Linked DNA regions of Homo sapiens: regions 1 and 2 are each linked to region 3. A link is an interaction called in ENCODE POLR2A ChIA-PET data of the cell type or tissue named here. Cell type or tissue: GM12878. All regions are shown on one strand. Links, peaks and the distances in the headings refer to the core of each region. The heading gives the core; the rest is flanking DNA.

The links. Peaks named below come from ENCODE experiments on the same cell type or tissue, not always from the same donor. Only the 100,000 strongest peaks of a DNase experiment are listed, where the experiment ranks them.
Region 1: POLR2A ChIA-PET joins it to region 3 with 5 read pairs; 2 of 35 experiments call an interaction of 5 or more read pairs at or near these places.
Region 2: POLR2A ChIA-PET joins it to region 3 with 5 read pairs; 3 of 35 experiments call an interaction of 5 or more read pairs at or near these places.

Annotation. Positions count from the first base shown.
Region 1 is chr1:234,638,274-234,643,630 of GRCh38, forward strand. No RefSeq gene overlaps it. Among named protein-coding and RNA genes, the nearest start is that of LINC00184, 12 kb to the left of the region's middle. RefSeq lists a silencer at 4,850-5,144 and an enhancer at 4,850-5,144. In GM12878, for the core only: no CTCF peak of the experiment used is centred there; no DNase peak of the experiment used is centred there.
Region 2 is chr1:234,562,464-234,567,820 of GRCh38, forward strand. It overlaps LOC107985465 (a long non-coding RNA gene), which reads right to left. Exons shown (of 3, transcript XR_001737831.2): 3 at 2,130-3,864. Among named protein-coding and RNA genes, the nearest start is that of LINC01354, 33 kb to the left of the region's middle. In GM12878, for the core only: no CTCF peak of the experiment used is centred there; no DNase peak of the experiment used is centred there.
Region 3 is chr1:234,930,507-234,935,863 of GRCh38, forward strand. No RefSeq gene overlaps it. Among named protein-coding and RNA genes, the nearest start is that of LINC02971, 24 kb to the right of the region's middle. RefSeq lists an enhancer at 1,694-2,194. In GM12878, for the core only: no CTCF peak of the experiment used is centred there; a DNase peak (open chromatin) is centred at 3,105; H3K4me3 peaks cover 622 bases; H3K27ac peaks cover 2,380 bases.

The DNA.
Region 1 (5,357 bases), core at 947-4,946, 290 kb before region 3:
CAATAATTTTGAAGGTTATGGTATTTATATACTTTTTTAAAAAATGACAAATGTTCTCCCTAAATCAGAAATGTGGACACCGTGTTTTGGCTTTAGTGTAGTGAGGTGGAGTATTATGATTAAATACTGTGTTTTCAAGCATTAATGACTCAAAGAGCAGGTACTTACAGAGCACCTATTATTGCCATCAACCAGTGTTATTGAGCACTTACTCAATAAGTGTTGGCCTCTGACTTTACGCCTAAGAGTCAGGAGACCACAAAAAAGCAACAATGTCAGGTCTGCAAGGTGAAGGCAAGAAGCTCATGTTCTAGGTACTTGTGACTGTCCTGTAATGCTAAAGAATGAACCATTACCAAAGATTTGGCAAACTCGCCCAAGCTTACTCCTAAGGAGTCTAACCTTTGCCCAAGTATCTAGGACTCAGGCCCACCTGCTTAGCCTGGTCTCACTGAAGTGTGGAGGCAAAGCATTTGCAGCTTCATCATATTCCATTTTGTCTCATAAGGAAATTGTGTTAGTCCAAGAGGCTTGGTGTGTTACATGGTTGTACAGCTTAGTGCTTTCTTAGCACTCTGTTTAAGTGCTGACAACTTGATATTTTCATCAATGGTTGCTATATTTCTCCAATGTTAGGTTGACAGGCTAATAATTTCAGAAGTCAATTTCTCCCTCTCTCTCTCTTCTCCCAGTTTACATATTTCTATTTTCCAATTCCTTTATCTGCATTTTGTAAATACCTCAAAATAGTGGAAGGCAAGGCCTCTAGGATCACTTGGCCCAATCTCCATATAATTGGATCCTTAGGGCTTGCTATATCTTTAAAGAAATTGAGGTCACCTTTTGTCACCAAGAATTAAGCACCTGTTGTGTGACTGATGGAGATCTGTACACAGAGCACATTGCCCAGGGCAGGGGTGATTTGGTTACAGGCAGCCTCTCGATGTATGATAAAAGTTGGCATCAGGTTGTAAACATTTTGCTCACTGTAGCAGAAAGCTCTCTGTGAACGGAGAGCTGTCTAAACAGGGTGGTTGGCCACAGAACCTGCCCAGGGATGCACCTCCTTTCCACATTAGCCCATGGCCTTTCCAGCCCTGAAATCTGAGTTGCATGTGAGTCACTTAGACAGGCCATCTGTCAATTATTAAGCGACATCAGTGGGCCCAGCAATTCCATTCTGCGTAGTGCAAAGGTCCTCCACACATTCCAGGTCTATACCATCAAAGTGGCTATTTTTCTCAACCTATCCCTGCCCTTTAAGAAAATGGGGGTCATTTATTTCCAGGGATCACTATTTACACCCCATTGGCAGGTAGTGGAGCCCAGTGGTTAATAAACAACCTTGTTTTAAATCCCATCTCTGTTGTTTGCAAGCTGTGTGTCTTTCAGAAACTTTACTTAAATTTCTTGAGCATCAGTTTCCTCACAAGGGTGTGGTCAAGTGATAATCAAGTATTTGTACTTTAACCCTGTACCTGGCTGATAGCAAGCCCTCAGAAAAGAATTAACTTAGAGTTTTTATACATTCCCTCCAGTACAATGTTCCTAACATACAAGGGGCATATGTGTGTATTATGAGTGGGAAGAAGGAAGGAAGGATGCAATTGATAAGGCTTGCATTCAACATTGCTGTAGTCAAACCCTCTTTCCTTAGGAAGATCTGGATGTGCCAACATTTCTTATATATCATATGTGGAGGTGACTTAGGTTTTTCTTTCAGTACTTCATCATTTGAAAGAGCATTTGGTGATAATGAGCAGGTTCTGAAGTCTGTGAACTAAACTAAAAGTAAAAATAAATGGGACGGTGAAATTTTGTTTGTGCCTTAAGGGAACTCCCTTTTACCCTCCCACTATGTTGATGATGTCATGTTTGTTCTAACATATCATCTAACAATTCCCTCCATTCATTTTTTTTCTCCTTATTTCTTTTCCTTTCAAGTAACAGTATCTTCAACAATCGTTCGGCTGTTCAGGAACTTAAAAATCATGAGACGATTCTTAAAGGATAGGAACTAACATTGATCACACAGTGTGTAATCCCACATCTATATACTGGCAAATGATGGCACAAACACCATAAAATCTCAGCTTGCTTTGTAGCCATTCTGGATTGCTGAGTTCTAGGCAAGTAAGAGCTGGTCCTTCAAAGCACCAAAAGAAAGAAAGGAAGGAAGGAAAGAAGGGAGGTGGGCAGAGAGGGAGGGAAGAAGGAAGGAGAGGGAGGGAGGGAGAGAGAGAGAAAGAAAAAGAAAGAAAGAAAGAAAGAAAGAAAAAAGAAAGAAAGAAAGAAAGAAAGAAGAAAAAGAAAGAGAGAAAGAAAGAAAAAGAAAGAAAGAGAAAAAAGAAAGGGGGAGAGAGAAGGAGGGAGGGAGGGAGAAAGGAAGGAAGGAAGGGAAGGAAAGAAAGAAAGAGAAAGAAAGAGAGGGAGAGTGAGGGAGGAAGGAAGGAAGGAAGGGAGGGAGGGAGGAAAAGAAAGAAAGAAAAGAGAAAGAAAGAAAGAAAGAAAGAAAGAAAGAAAGAAAGAAAGAAAGAAAGAAAAAGAAAAAAGGAATGGAGGGAGGAAGGGAATAAAGAAGGAACAAAAGAGAAGATTTTGGCAGAACACTTTCTAAAATGTAACTCAACCGCCCCTGCTTTCTTAAAGAGTGGAGGAACTTTATTTAACTTCTTATTTTTTTCTTTTCTTGGTTGTAACATTATCACAAAAAGAACTGATTTCACTGCTATCGGATAAAAAATAATAGGTTTAGGCCATGGTTGGGGGGAGAGAGAGAGAGAAGTGAGAGAGAAAGACACACACACACACACACACACACAGAGAGAGAGAGAGAGAGAGAGAAAGAGAGAGGGAGAGAAATATTTGCCTGCACACCTGAGAGGTCCCAAATTACTGTGCCTTTTGGAATTCTTGTGCCTGTCTGTTTTTTACATTTTTTTTCTGTTGCTCTCTTCTTTGGGCCATCAGCAGTTACCTCTTGTTAGTGTGCAAGACTATGCAAAGCCTTCTCCCTAATGCTGATTTTCTATTTCTAAATTGCTGTGGGCATAGAGAAACTCACACTGGTTAAGGATATGTGTGCAATAAACATAAATGCTTTTCAAGTCAGGAACTGAGGGCTGGTTCTTCTCTGAGAAAAGCATAAGAAAAGCGTCTCTCAAGTGTTGTTTTATTTTTTAAAAAATTCATTGTTTCTAAGCTATTTTCTAGATATGTGAGGCTAGCAATGGCTCAGTTCTATGTAAATAAAAATATATATTAAGTATTGTCAACCTACCCGCCCCACCCCTGGCAGAGATTGCTTACTCAAATGCTTACATTCGGATGATATATATCTTTCTTGCCCTGAAGTTTTGAAAATTTTAATAGCTCCATGGATTGAAATGACATGAGAGAAAAATATTTCAAGTCTCTTTTAGAATTTTTATGCTCATAAAAATGTTCCCAGTGTATCAAAGGCAAGTTTGATCTCAGAGAAGTCATATCCTCCAAAATCTATCTCAGGTGCTATCTCCCTATTGATGACACTTTCCTCTTTTCCCAATTGGTTTATAAAACTCATTTTCCAAGTGGGCAAAGGACATGAATAGACACATCTCAAAAGAATACATGCAAGTGGCCAACAAACATATGAGAAAATACTCAATATCACTAATCATCAGAGAAATGCAAATTAAAACCACAATGAGATACCATCTCACACCAGTGAGAATGGCTATTAAAAAGTCAATAGGCTGGGGGTGGTGCCTCAAGCCTGTAATCCCAGCACTTTGGGAGGCCGAGGTGGGCGGATCACGAGATCAGGAGTTCAAGACCAGCCTGACCAATATGGTGAAACCCCGTCTCTACTAAAAATACAAAAATTAGCCAGGCCTGGTGGCGTGTGCCTGTAGTCCCAACCACTCGGGAGGCCGAGGCAGAAGAATCACTTGAACCTGGGAGGTGGAGGTTGCAGTGAGCTGAGATCACACCACTGCACTGCAGCCTGGGAGACAGAGCAAGACTACGTCTCAAAAAAAAAAAAAATCAATAAATTACAGCTGCTGGCAAGGATGTGGAGAAAAAGGAATGCTTATACACTGTTATTGGGAATGTAAATTAGTTCATCCCCTATGGAAAACAGTATGGAGATTTCTCAAATAACTAAAAATAGAACTACCATTTGACCCAGCAACCCCACTACTGGGTAACTACCCAAAGGAACAGAAATCGTTATGTCAAAAAGACACCTGCACTCAGATGTTTATAGTTGCACTAGTCACAATAGCAAAGAGGATGGAATCAACCTAAGTGCCCATTCCTGGTGGGCTGGATAAAGAAAATGTGGTACCATGGAATATTATGCAGCCCTAAAAAAGAATAAAATCATGTCCTTTGCAACAATATGGATGCAGCTGGATGCCATTATCCTAAGTGAATTAACATAGAAACAGAAAACCAAATGTCATGTTCTCACTTATAAATGAGAGCTAGACAATAGGCATACGTGGACATAAAGACAGAAACAGTAGACACTGGGGATTCCAGAAGGGGAGACAAAGGGAGTGGGGTAAGGGCTGAAAAACTACCTATTGGGTACTATGTTCACTATTGGGGTGATGGATTCAATAGCAGCCCAAACCCCAGCATTATGCAATATACCCTTCTAACACACCTGCACAAGTATACCCTGAGTCTAAAATTTTTTTAAGTTAATTTTTAAAAAACTCATTTTCCATGACTGGTCATTTCTGTTTAAGATTCTATTGGTCAAAACTGCTATCTAGGCAGTTGCCAGTCCTTCAGGATTTCCAAGCAGAAACCATAATGAGTATTAAAAATCAGTGGGCTGGGAGCTCTAAGTCCCCAAACACATTCACAGTCAACCATGTGATGTTCCCCATTGACAACCCACAAGCAGAGGCAAGCTGCGGGGTGCCGCCCGACCAGAGCAGATTGCAGCCAGGCTGGCCTTCCTGAAAGACACACACACTGGTCCCTGGACCCTGGGACGCCCCCGCTCCCCCGACTGTTTATGTTTGCTGTCACACACTGAACAATCACGCGGTACACTTCACAGTCAGCAAGTTTATCTTGAGTTAAAGTTTGACCAGTAGAAACCAAGTTGTGTTTACCCCCGTCCTACAGCAAGTCATGTGCAAATAGCACCTGTGAACATTTTTCAGCACACATTCTGTACCCTCTCCATGGTTCTCATGGCAATGAATGTTGCGGGGAAAGCCAGTAAGCGTGAAAGCTTTGGCAAATGTTAAAATCCTCTCCGGAAATGGTTCACAATCACTGACATCAGGGTGCATGGGTCATGACCATCTTCGTCGTTAGAGCACATTCCCTCTTCCCCAAAATGCAAACTC
Region 2 (5,357 bases), core at 947-4,946, 370 kb before region 3:
AAAAATCAGTTCTTTCGATGTGACCTTGAGACACCCTTGCTCCAAAAACAGCCACCGTAGGTCTCAGCCCAAATGGGCAAGCATCCAGTGGATCCCAGGCTTAGGGGAAAGCAGGAGCCTAGAGTTAATGCATTTACCGAAACCCCTTTGATCTAGAATCCATCTGACAATCCCACGAGGCCAGACAGGCCTGGAAGGTTTTCAGGCCTTCCTCCGGTTCGGCTGGCTGTGCTTGAGCGCTGTGTTCCCTCAGGCATCTTGGGGCTTGAGCTTTGAACAACTCGGTATTGCAAATTAAAATGACCCTAAGTAGGAATGAAAGATTTTAAAAAGAAATTCGGTTTTGTTCAAAATAGGCAGTGTGCAACTGAGAAACAGGGGCTTTCTTTGAGCCAGTTAAACTGAGTGCAAGATAAACTAAATTCAGCTAAGATAAAAGCCCGAATAAAGTGGCTTTCACAGAAGACATTCAGAAAATATTGCTCTTTATAAATAATAATTATTCAACAGACATTTTACTAGCACTTTTCTGTTGTATAAAAGTTATACATGCAGAGTGTAGACACTTTGAAAACACAAAGTATAAGATGCAAACATGAAATCACCTATGAACCATGACATGCAGGTAGCATTGTCAACATTTTGAGCTGTTTCCTCTCAGCTTTGTTTCAATGCCTACATTTACAAAGTTGTTTTTTTTTTTTTTGAGATGGAGTTTCGCTCTTGTTGCCCAGGCTGGAGTGCAATGACACAATCTTGGCTCACTGCAACCTCCGCCTCTGGGGTTCAAGCAATTCTCCTGCCTCAGCTTCCCAAGCAGCTGGGATTACAGGTGCACGCCACCACACTCAGCTAATTTTTGTGATTTTAGTAGAGACGGTGTTTCACCATGTTAGCCAGGCTGGTCTTGAACTCCTGACCTTGTGATCTGCCCGCCCCGGCCTCCCAAAGTGCTGGGATTACAGGCATGAGCCACCACGCCCAGCCTACAAAGTTTTGTCTAAGTAGTTCCAAAGCATTTTAAAGGTAGAGATAATGGATTAAACTATAATGCTCATTTGAAAAGGAGATTTGCCTAACAGCATATTTTAAGATCTTTTTTTCTAATTAGAGAAATAAAGAAAACTTGTAAAACACAGAAAAGCATAAAAGAAGACAGCAAAAGTCACTTGGATTTCAACCAAAGAGCATTATGATGAATGTTTCAGTGTGTGCCTTCCAGTGTTTTTTTTCTATGTATGTATGTACATTTCTTATTTATTAAAAATACCAGTGTATCCTTTTGGCTGTTTGCTGTTTACAAAACACACATTTGCCCTAAAAATAAATATTCTTCTACAACATGATTTTTACTGACTACATAAATGATATTCCTTTATATAATGATGTATAATAATTTACCTAACCAATCTTCTATTGTAGGATTTGTAGGTTGTTGTAATTGTTCATATTATAAACAATGTCATGATTAACATACTTATGAATAATACCTGATTAGTTTCTTATAACAAATTTCTAAAGTAAAATTGTATTAAAGGAGATATATACACATACATGCATATATAATTTTTTGATAGATAAAACTAAATTGCCTCCAGAAAATTTATACTAATTTATACTTTCATTAGTTCAAGTTTTTGAAAACATGATTTAGAGGCAAATACAATTATCTCTGTTTTATCATTTGGGACAATTAAGGCAGAAACCAGTATCGTGGTGAGGGTTACACAGCAAGTCAATAGGAAAGATTACTTTGATAGAGATAAGAGATATCTTCTTACATGTACTTTACATATATTCTCATTTACAACAAACCTAAAAAGGAGTTATTTTTTAATCCCCATTTCCAGATAAGGAAAGGGGGCTCGAAAATCTCGAAGCCCTGACATTTCTATTCATTCATTATCCAGGCTGTCTCTATGACCACAGACAGCCTGACAATCCAGCTGCAATGTAGTCATAGAATCCTAGTGTGTAACTCATAGAATCCTAGTGTGTAACCCAGTACTACCAACACCAGATAAATCAATCCTTGCAGAAACAAATATTTAATTTTTAAATAAGCCAACAATCTGAACATTCACTGTTTTGATAAATGCAACCTAAAAGATCTCGTCCCCTGGATTTATTTTTCAGGTAAAAATAGCTCCATGGTTATGCCTTCTTAGGGGCTTGGTGGGAGGGAAGGGATGGGGTTGAAGAAGAGAAAAACAACTTCCTTGGAGGATTAGGCAAGGTGTAAGAGCATGTCTTCCAGGTCTAGATTGGCAGACCTCACGCTTTGACTCAGAAGTAGAGAATCTGCTTTGGTTTCCTGACTGGGTTGCCTTGTTTTTCAGCCACAGGGCAAGAAACATGCCACAGCAATGAAATAAAGGTGACATGTCATAATGAGGGAAAGGGAGTTATTCCACAGGCTGAGTCACCGCTCTCCTGCAGGTACAGAATGATACAGCCTACAGAAATTCAGAGCAGACTGTCAGACTGTGGGATTGAGTAACAAAGAGAAACAGGTCTACAGATGACCTAGCATACGCTTATTATTTTGAAATTTCTGAATTGTAAAAAATGAGAATGGTGAAGTCTTAGGTAGATCTAAGTTCATTCTTGCAACAAAAATCAGTTCCAAGTTTGCCTGGAAGTGAGGCATCTAATTCATAAAATAGTGGCTATAGTGACAGTTATATATTTGAGGGAAACTTATCTATAACTTCCAACTAACATACATCTTGGTGGAGTCTGAGTTCTACATTTTTCTGCTTTCTTCCTCATCAATTGTCATGGTTGACATTTGTTCTTTGAAAAGACTGAGTGCCAACCATGAGCTGGACAGCCCACTAGGCAAGTGCAATGACAAAAGAAACAAGCGTTAATCCTGTCTAGCCAGAGCACTAAGGAACCTGCTTATTCTGCGAATGCCTCAGCAAGGTCCTAAAGGAGAGCTTCCACTGCCTCCTAGGTGGGTGCCCCTGCTGGCAAGTTAATCATTCTAGGCCTCAGTTTCCTATTCTATAAAATGGGTGATAATAGTAACTATAAAGTAAGAAATAAAGAAGAGGTCACTGGACACTTGGCCTCTGGCAAGGATCTAGAAATGTCAGCAGCATAATCCTGCTTAACTCACCTCCACTACTGTTTTACCTGCTGCTCTCCAATGCTCACCTGCTCTAATTCACACTGTAGTAGGAAGTACTTTAGGTCAGGCATCAGGGGGCATTGCTTTAGTTCAGACTCCAGCATTTACTATGTACCTGTTGTATGATCTTAATACTAACAGCAATATAGTGATAGAAGCAGCTAATAGCCAACCGTTATAATCATTACTTTGTGCTTGGCATTTTATATAAATTTAATCCTCATGGTAATTTACTGACATAGGGAACATTGGTCTCTCTTTTTATAGGTGAAATAAGTGAGGCTTAAAGAGATCTTGTAATTTGGTCCCACAGCTTAAGTGTGAGGCTGGAATTCACCCAGGAAAGCTGTTTCCAGGTTCTGTGGTCCTAACAATTACTCTGCCTTAATTTTCCCCTGCTGATATTTCTGCCCATAAGCCTCTTATTATTTGATTAATGGTAGTAAAGAATATTTTTAAAAACTATTGCTCTTCAGCATCCTTTTTGAGGGAGAACTTTCCTTCCCCTATTCCATGGGTTTGTTTTGGGGCTGTGGCTTACAGGAACCCTCTCCAGAATCATCCGATGTCCCAATCATACGTGGAGAATGGCCAGAATCCTTCCCTTTGTACTGATGTACACACAACACGAGAAGGAATTTTTCTACTGGAGTTGCTTAGCTGGAGAGGCCAGGAGCCATATTTCTGTTGTGTGGGCAAAGCCTTTCTGCAGTAGAGGAGAATGAGCTCTATAAATAAAGAGAAACATAAAATCATAAAATACAGATAGAGATGAGATATGGTCACTTAGAATTCCTAGTTCTAGTCCAGAGGCCCTGGTTCTATTAGTTACTGCTTCAATTCTGACCAACCCAGTATTTCCAACTATATAAGCCATTAGAGTCTTGTGCTTGCATAAGTGAGTTTATTTTATTTTATTTTATTTTATTTTATTTTATTTTATTTTATTTTATTTTATTTTATTTATCTTGATGGAGTCTCGCTCTGCTGCCCAGGCTGGAGTGCAGTGGTACGAGCTTGGCTCACTGCAAACTCCGCCCCAGGGTTCAAGCAATTCTTGTCCCTCAGCCCCCTGAATAGTTGAGACTACAGGTGTGCACCACCACATCCAGCTAATTTTTGTATTTTTAGTAGAGATGGGGTTTTGCCATGTTAGCCAGGCTGGTCTCGAACTCCTGACCTCAAGTGATCTACCCACCTCTGCCTCCCAAAGTGCTGGGAATACAGGCGTGAGCCACCACGCCAAGCCTAAATTGTGTTTTTCTTAATTGCAATCAAAGAAGCCTAATCAATAGAACAGAGAAGGGGCCTGGGAGTTAGCTATAGACAACAGGTGTACAAATGTGAAGTTACCTATTAGTGAATTAAAGGAGTATTAACGGAGACAATACTTTGAAAAATCAAGTTAATAAGAAATCATGTACCATGGTTTGAATATGTCCCCCAAAGTTTATGTGTTGGAAACTGAGTCCCCAGAGCAATAGTGTTGAGAGATTAGACCTTAAGGAGGTGATCAGGTTGTGAGGGCTTTGCCTTCATGAATGAATTAATGCTGTTATTGCTGGAGTGGGTTCACTTTGGAGGGACCGGGTTCCTGATAAAAGGATGAGTTCAGATTCCTTTCCTTCTTTCTCTCTCTCTCATGCACACGCTCTGCCTTTTTGCCTTCAACCAGGGGATGACACAGCAAGAAGGACCCCACCAGATGCAGCCCTTCAGTCTTGGACTTCCCAACCCCCAGAACCATGAGTCAAATCATCTAGTCTCAGTTATTCTGTTATAGCAGCACAAAATGAACTTAGACATCATATTAGACCCAGACGACACTTTAAAAAAAATTTGGTATGGCCGGGCATGTTGGCTCATGCCTGTAATCCCAGCACTTTGGGAGGCAGAGGCAGGTAGATCACCTGAGGTCAGGAGTTCCAGACCAGGCTGACCAACATGGAAAAATCCTGTCTCTACTAAAAATACAAAAAATTAGCCAGGCATGGTGGCACATGCCTGTAATCCCAGCTACTCGGGAGGCTGAGGCAGGAGAATCGCTTGAACCCAGGAGGCGGAGGTTGCGGTGAACCGAGATCATGCCATTGCACTCCAGCCTGGGCAACAAGAGTGAAACTCCATCTCAAAAAAAAAAAAAAAAAAAAATTGGTCCAAAATCTTCATTTCATAGATGTGAAAATTGATTTGCAAATATACAGGGTAACTGGCTTGATGT
Region 3 (5,357 bases), core at 878-4,877:
AGCAGTATGTTCACAGACACACCCACAACATCCCTCTTAGTTTGATGAACGAAAGTTCTGCTGACTGGGTTTCCTTTCAGGCCGGGAGCTGTCACGTGTTACCTGTCCTCTGTTACAATGTTTCCCATGGTTGGAGCTGGGATTCAGCATCCTGTCCCACCTGTGCCTGTTTGTGATGACTTCACATCATTAGGGGACAAGCCTATGGGATGAAAGGACCCCTTGCTGAGTCCCTCAGCTGGGCTTCTACTTCCTGCCAAAGGGGAACAAGCCTATGGGATGTATCCTTAGGGGACAAGCCTATGGGATGAAAGGACCCCTTGCTGAGTCCCTCAGCTGGGCTTCTACTTCCTGCCAAAGGGGAACAAGGGGAAACTTCCTTCGCAGAGATTGTGGGTCCTCCCTAAGAGCACTGTAGCCTTATCTTTTTTTTTTTTGAGACGGAGTCCCGCTCTGTCGCCCAGGCTGGAGTGCAGTGGCGCGATCTCCGCTCACTGCAAGCTCCGCCTCCCAGGTTCACGCCATTCTCCTGCCTCAGCCTCCTGAGTAGCTGGGACTGCAGGCGCCCGCCACCACGCCCGGCTAATTTTTTTGTATTTTTAGTAGAGAAGGGGTTTCACCCTGTTAGCCTGGATGGTCTCGATCTCCTGACCTTGTTATCCACCCGCTTCAGCCTCCCAAAGTGCTGGGATTACAGGTGTGAGCCACCGCGCCCAGCCCCCTTTTCAAGGTTGCTAACAGCTGGCTACCATTCCAACAAATCAGAAAGGAATATTACAGGAAAGGAAAAGAGAAGTGGTGTGATTGCAATTGTTGGTATAGGTGCCTGTCTTTCTAGGAGTCTGTTTGCAATTGGAGGGAAAGAGATCTGTTTTCCTCACTCTCATATCCCCAACACGCACACAGCCTGGGGAAAAGAGCTGGAGCCCCCTCACATGTATAGTGCCTACCAGCCGGCATGACAGCTCTGTGGAGCTATGCCCTTGTGTGAAGAAAAAGTCACCTCTTTCCTGGTGGAGGCAACCCTCAGAGCACATCCAACAGAGAAGCACAATCTGTATTTCAGCACCCATGCACCTTCCACTCCCCCCACACACTCCACACTCCTGGCTAAGCCAAGCACCTTTGTGCAGTGCCCAACCTGCACATCTGTTCATGGCATCCCTGAATGTAGAATGTGTTTAAAACATGTAGTTAGGTTGAATTCATCAATAGGGAGAGGCTGCAAATGCCAAGTATGCAGCCTAGTCCAAGTGGGTTTTTGCTGATTTGACTTTATACAAGGAATCAGGCTTTTTGGAAACCCCAGTTTCAGACTAAATAATGTGACCACTGTCATTTGAAAGGTTCTTGGTCTGCTCATGGACAGAACCCGAGGGGAAGAAACCTGTCCTGCATCCTAGAGATCCTGAGACTCCTGCCTAGCTTTGTCCAGGAACTCCTACAACAGCCCTGCTCCCATCAGCGTTACGGTGGAAAATAGCAGAAACATGGCTGGAGCCCTCCAGCTGCCCCGCCCCCTCCCCAGTCTACACCGGGGCTCCCAGCGTAGGAGCCAGCACCCAACTCAGCACAGCTTGATGCCCAAGCTCTGCTTCCCCATGGGGGAGACAATTCGCCTGAGAAATATTAACGCCACCTACTTTACAACAGAATGACGATTTAAATGCTGCATGGGTCCAAGGCACAGGGCCTTTATTCTAGATCTCCATCCCCCTCCCTCCAGGGCTCGCATGCTATTCCTGACTCCTAGCAACCCAAAAGGTACAGCCCCAGCGGCACCATAGACGAACGAAACTGTCTGTCCTGTGTCGGGCCCAGTCCACCGACCTGGCTGCAGCCACCTCCTCCTGTGCTGCCCCAGGTGTGTCCTCCTCGTTGGGGGAGAATCGCTCCAAGTCAAGGGTAGACATGGAGCTGTAGTCTCTAAATATGGGAGCCTAGAGGAGTAGAGGAACTCACCTTTAGATCCATGAGAATGCGAGGACAATAGCAGATCCAACTTCGTTCTTCAGCATTCACCTAACATTCGATTTAATTCAACAGATATTTATCATGTGCTTAGGACGTGTCAGGCACTGTTCCTGGGCATTGGGGTACGGGGATGAACAAGCTCTGAATATCTGCCTCTGCAGAGCTTCTAATGTAGTCACATTTCTCTTTCATGGGCATTGATCCCCCAGAGCACGCCACGTCAGCAGGCTCTCACTTGCTATGCCATTCACATTCTGCCTAATCTTCATTGTGCAAAACAGAGAGAGATTGAGTCCAGCCTGGGAGTGACAGTGCCTAATGGGAGAGGCACTGCCACCAGCACAGGACTCATCCCCATGAGGCATGTTGATTTTCCTTTCGTCTTTCTACACATTTCCCCTCTCTCAGTTTTCTTTTCTCTTTCCATACTATTTCCTCTTTGTCTTTCTTCCATCCTCTTTTCTTTCCTGCTCGCCCTTGGGTTCATGGCTCAGCACTATTATTGGCACTGCTGACCCGGCAAAGCACATCCACCTCTGCGATGTTTTCCAAGAGCAGGGGATCAGAGGGATGTCCTTCTGCTGGGGCCAGTGCCTGAGGAAGACCCTGTTGGCCATGGATGGGAACTGATTCTGGGCTTACACCACAGCTCCAAAGGAAAGGGGCCGGGGATGTGTCTACACAGGCCTGACTGACCTGGCAAGAAAGTGACATGCGCACTGACTGGCCCAGAGGAACTCTGATAAGAGGAGATGCCAGGGCTGAAGCTCCTCCCAAATGCTTTCTCCAGGCTCTGTGTGACAACAACTGCCCTTCAGGCTCACTCCACCTCTCATCCGCTGTCCACAGCTCAGGGCCCCAGAGGCTACCATACCCACAGGGGACACTCCTCCAAGATCCTGGGGATGAGGATGAAAATGTCAGCCTCCCCGCCCACGGTCAATGAGGGTCAACATTAAATCAGAACTTTAACTTTGCAGTAGCAGCCACTGGGAGCAATTTTCTAGAAATGTGCTGCTGACCACATTAGCATATCCCAAACTAAATGTAAATGCACATACGCTGAGTTACAGTCTTGGAAACTGAAATCTGTTTTGAGCTATAGAAAATGAAAAAGTGATGTGTGCAAGGAATCTATGCAAAGGAGCCTCAAAGAGGAAGAATGAGTCAGGCTTGCCCCACATAACCAGAGACCATGGCCAGCACCCAAGGGCCAGGCTCTGCCAAGCCAGACAAAGGTCCTTCAGCCAGTGACACTCCAAAATCTCTCAAAAGCGATCCAGAAACCAAGTGTGGTGGTACACACTGTAGGCTCAGCTACTCAGGAGGCTGGGATGGGAATTGGAGGCCACAGTGTACCATGATCACACCTGTGAATGACCACTTCACTCCAGCCTGAGCAACATACTGAGACCCCATCTCTAACAACAACAACAACAACAAAGTGACCCAGGGGTTTGAATCACTAAAAAAAACTAAGGGTATTTTGTGTCCATTTCCTTTTCTTTTTTCTTTTTTTTTTTTAAAGAAGGCTGGAGTGCAGTGATGTGATCACAGCTCACTGCAGTCTCAACCTCCCAGGCTCTCAAGCAATCCTTCTACCTCAGTTTCCTTAGTAGCTAGGACTACAGGCATGGGCCAGCACACCTAGTTAATTTTTTTTATTTTTTTATTTTTATTTTTGAGATGGAATCTCTCTCTGTTGCCCAGGCTGGAGTGCAGTGGCATGATCTCGGCTCACTGCGACCTCAGCCTCCCGGGTTCAAGCGATTCTCCTGCCTCAGCCTCCTGAGTAGCTGGGACTACAGGTGCCTGCCACCACGCCTGGCTAATTTTTTGTATTTTTAGTAGAGATGGGGTTTCACCGTGTTAGCCAGGATGGTCTCGATCTCCTGACCTCGTGATCCACCCACCTCGGCCTCCCAAAGTGCTGAGATTACAGGCATGAGCCACCTCACCTGGCCAATTTTTTTATTTTTATTTTTTGTAAAGCTGGACTCTCACTATGTTGTCCAGGCTGGTCTTGAACTCCTGGGCTCAAGCAATCCTCCTACCCCAGTCTCCCAAAGTGCTGGGATCTCAGGCATGAGCCGCCGTGCCCAGCCCTATTTCTGTTTTTTAACTCAAATAAATTGATTATTTAAATCATCCGCCTCTGAAACAGAACTGTTTAAGAATGTCCTGGTTGTGTGACTGTTTGCAGAAACGAGTGAGCGTACTTGTGACTCAACCACTCACTCCCTGTGACCGTCAGTGGATTTGACCATATACAGTCTTTCATTAAGTTAGTCTTTGTCATATATTGCTTATTTTACTTCCACGGTGGAGCACTGGCTGAAGACAAGAAGCATAAGAACCCTGATGATGAAATACAGGAACTTCACAACAAGCATAAAATGAGCCGCGCACCATGCCTTATGCCTGTAATCTCAGCACTTTGAAAGGCTGAAGTTGGGGGATTGCTTGAGGCCAGAAGTTTGAGACCAGCCTGGGCAACATACTGAGACCCCATCTCTACAAAAAAATTAAAAATAAACTAGCCAGACTGGGCAGCAGAGTGAGATCCTGTTTCTAAAAAAATAAAAATAAATAAATAAATAAAATGGTAATAATTCAGCAAATTTATCTGAAGATTATTTTCACCAGACCCAGAGTTTTTGTACTTCAAAAATGTAAGTTGAAAGAAAAAAATGTATATATTGGTGATTCTATCTAATTTGGCTTTTTATTTATTGGTGACAAAAAAAATCCATATACTATAATGTATTATTTGAAAAGAACAGCTGAAATCTCCTGTCTGATTATGTCCGTTAGAAATAAAATGTCAGGTGGTTCACGCCTGTAATCCCAACACTTTGGGAGGCCAAGGTGGGCGGATCACGAGGTCAGGAGTTGGTTGAAACCCCATCTCAACCAAAATTACAAAAATTAGCCTGGCGTGGTGGATCATGCCTGTAATCCCAGCTACTCGGGAGGCTGAGGCAGGAGAATCGCTTGAACCCAGGAGGGGGAGTTCAAGTGATTTCTTACAGTGAGCCAAGCTCGCACCACTGCACTCCAGCCTGGGTGACAGAGTGAGACTTGGTCTCAAGAAAAATAAAATGTCAGAAATTATAAAAATAGACATATTTAAGTCTCAAATATAAGCATTCCAAATGTCAGGAAAATTAAAACAGTTGCGGATTTTCATGTGTTATAACATATATATGTTACATGTTTTTATATGCTATAACATTATAAAATATATACATTTAGTAAAAAAATCAAACTTTTTTGCTTTTTTTACTTTATTTTTACTTTTTGCCTTTTTTACTTTATAAATCACATTTTTCTTACATATCTCAAATCCACTTAGTGATATGTGTCACTTTAGAGGGAAAAAA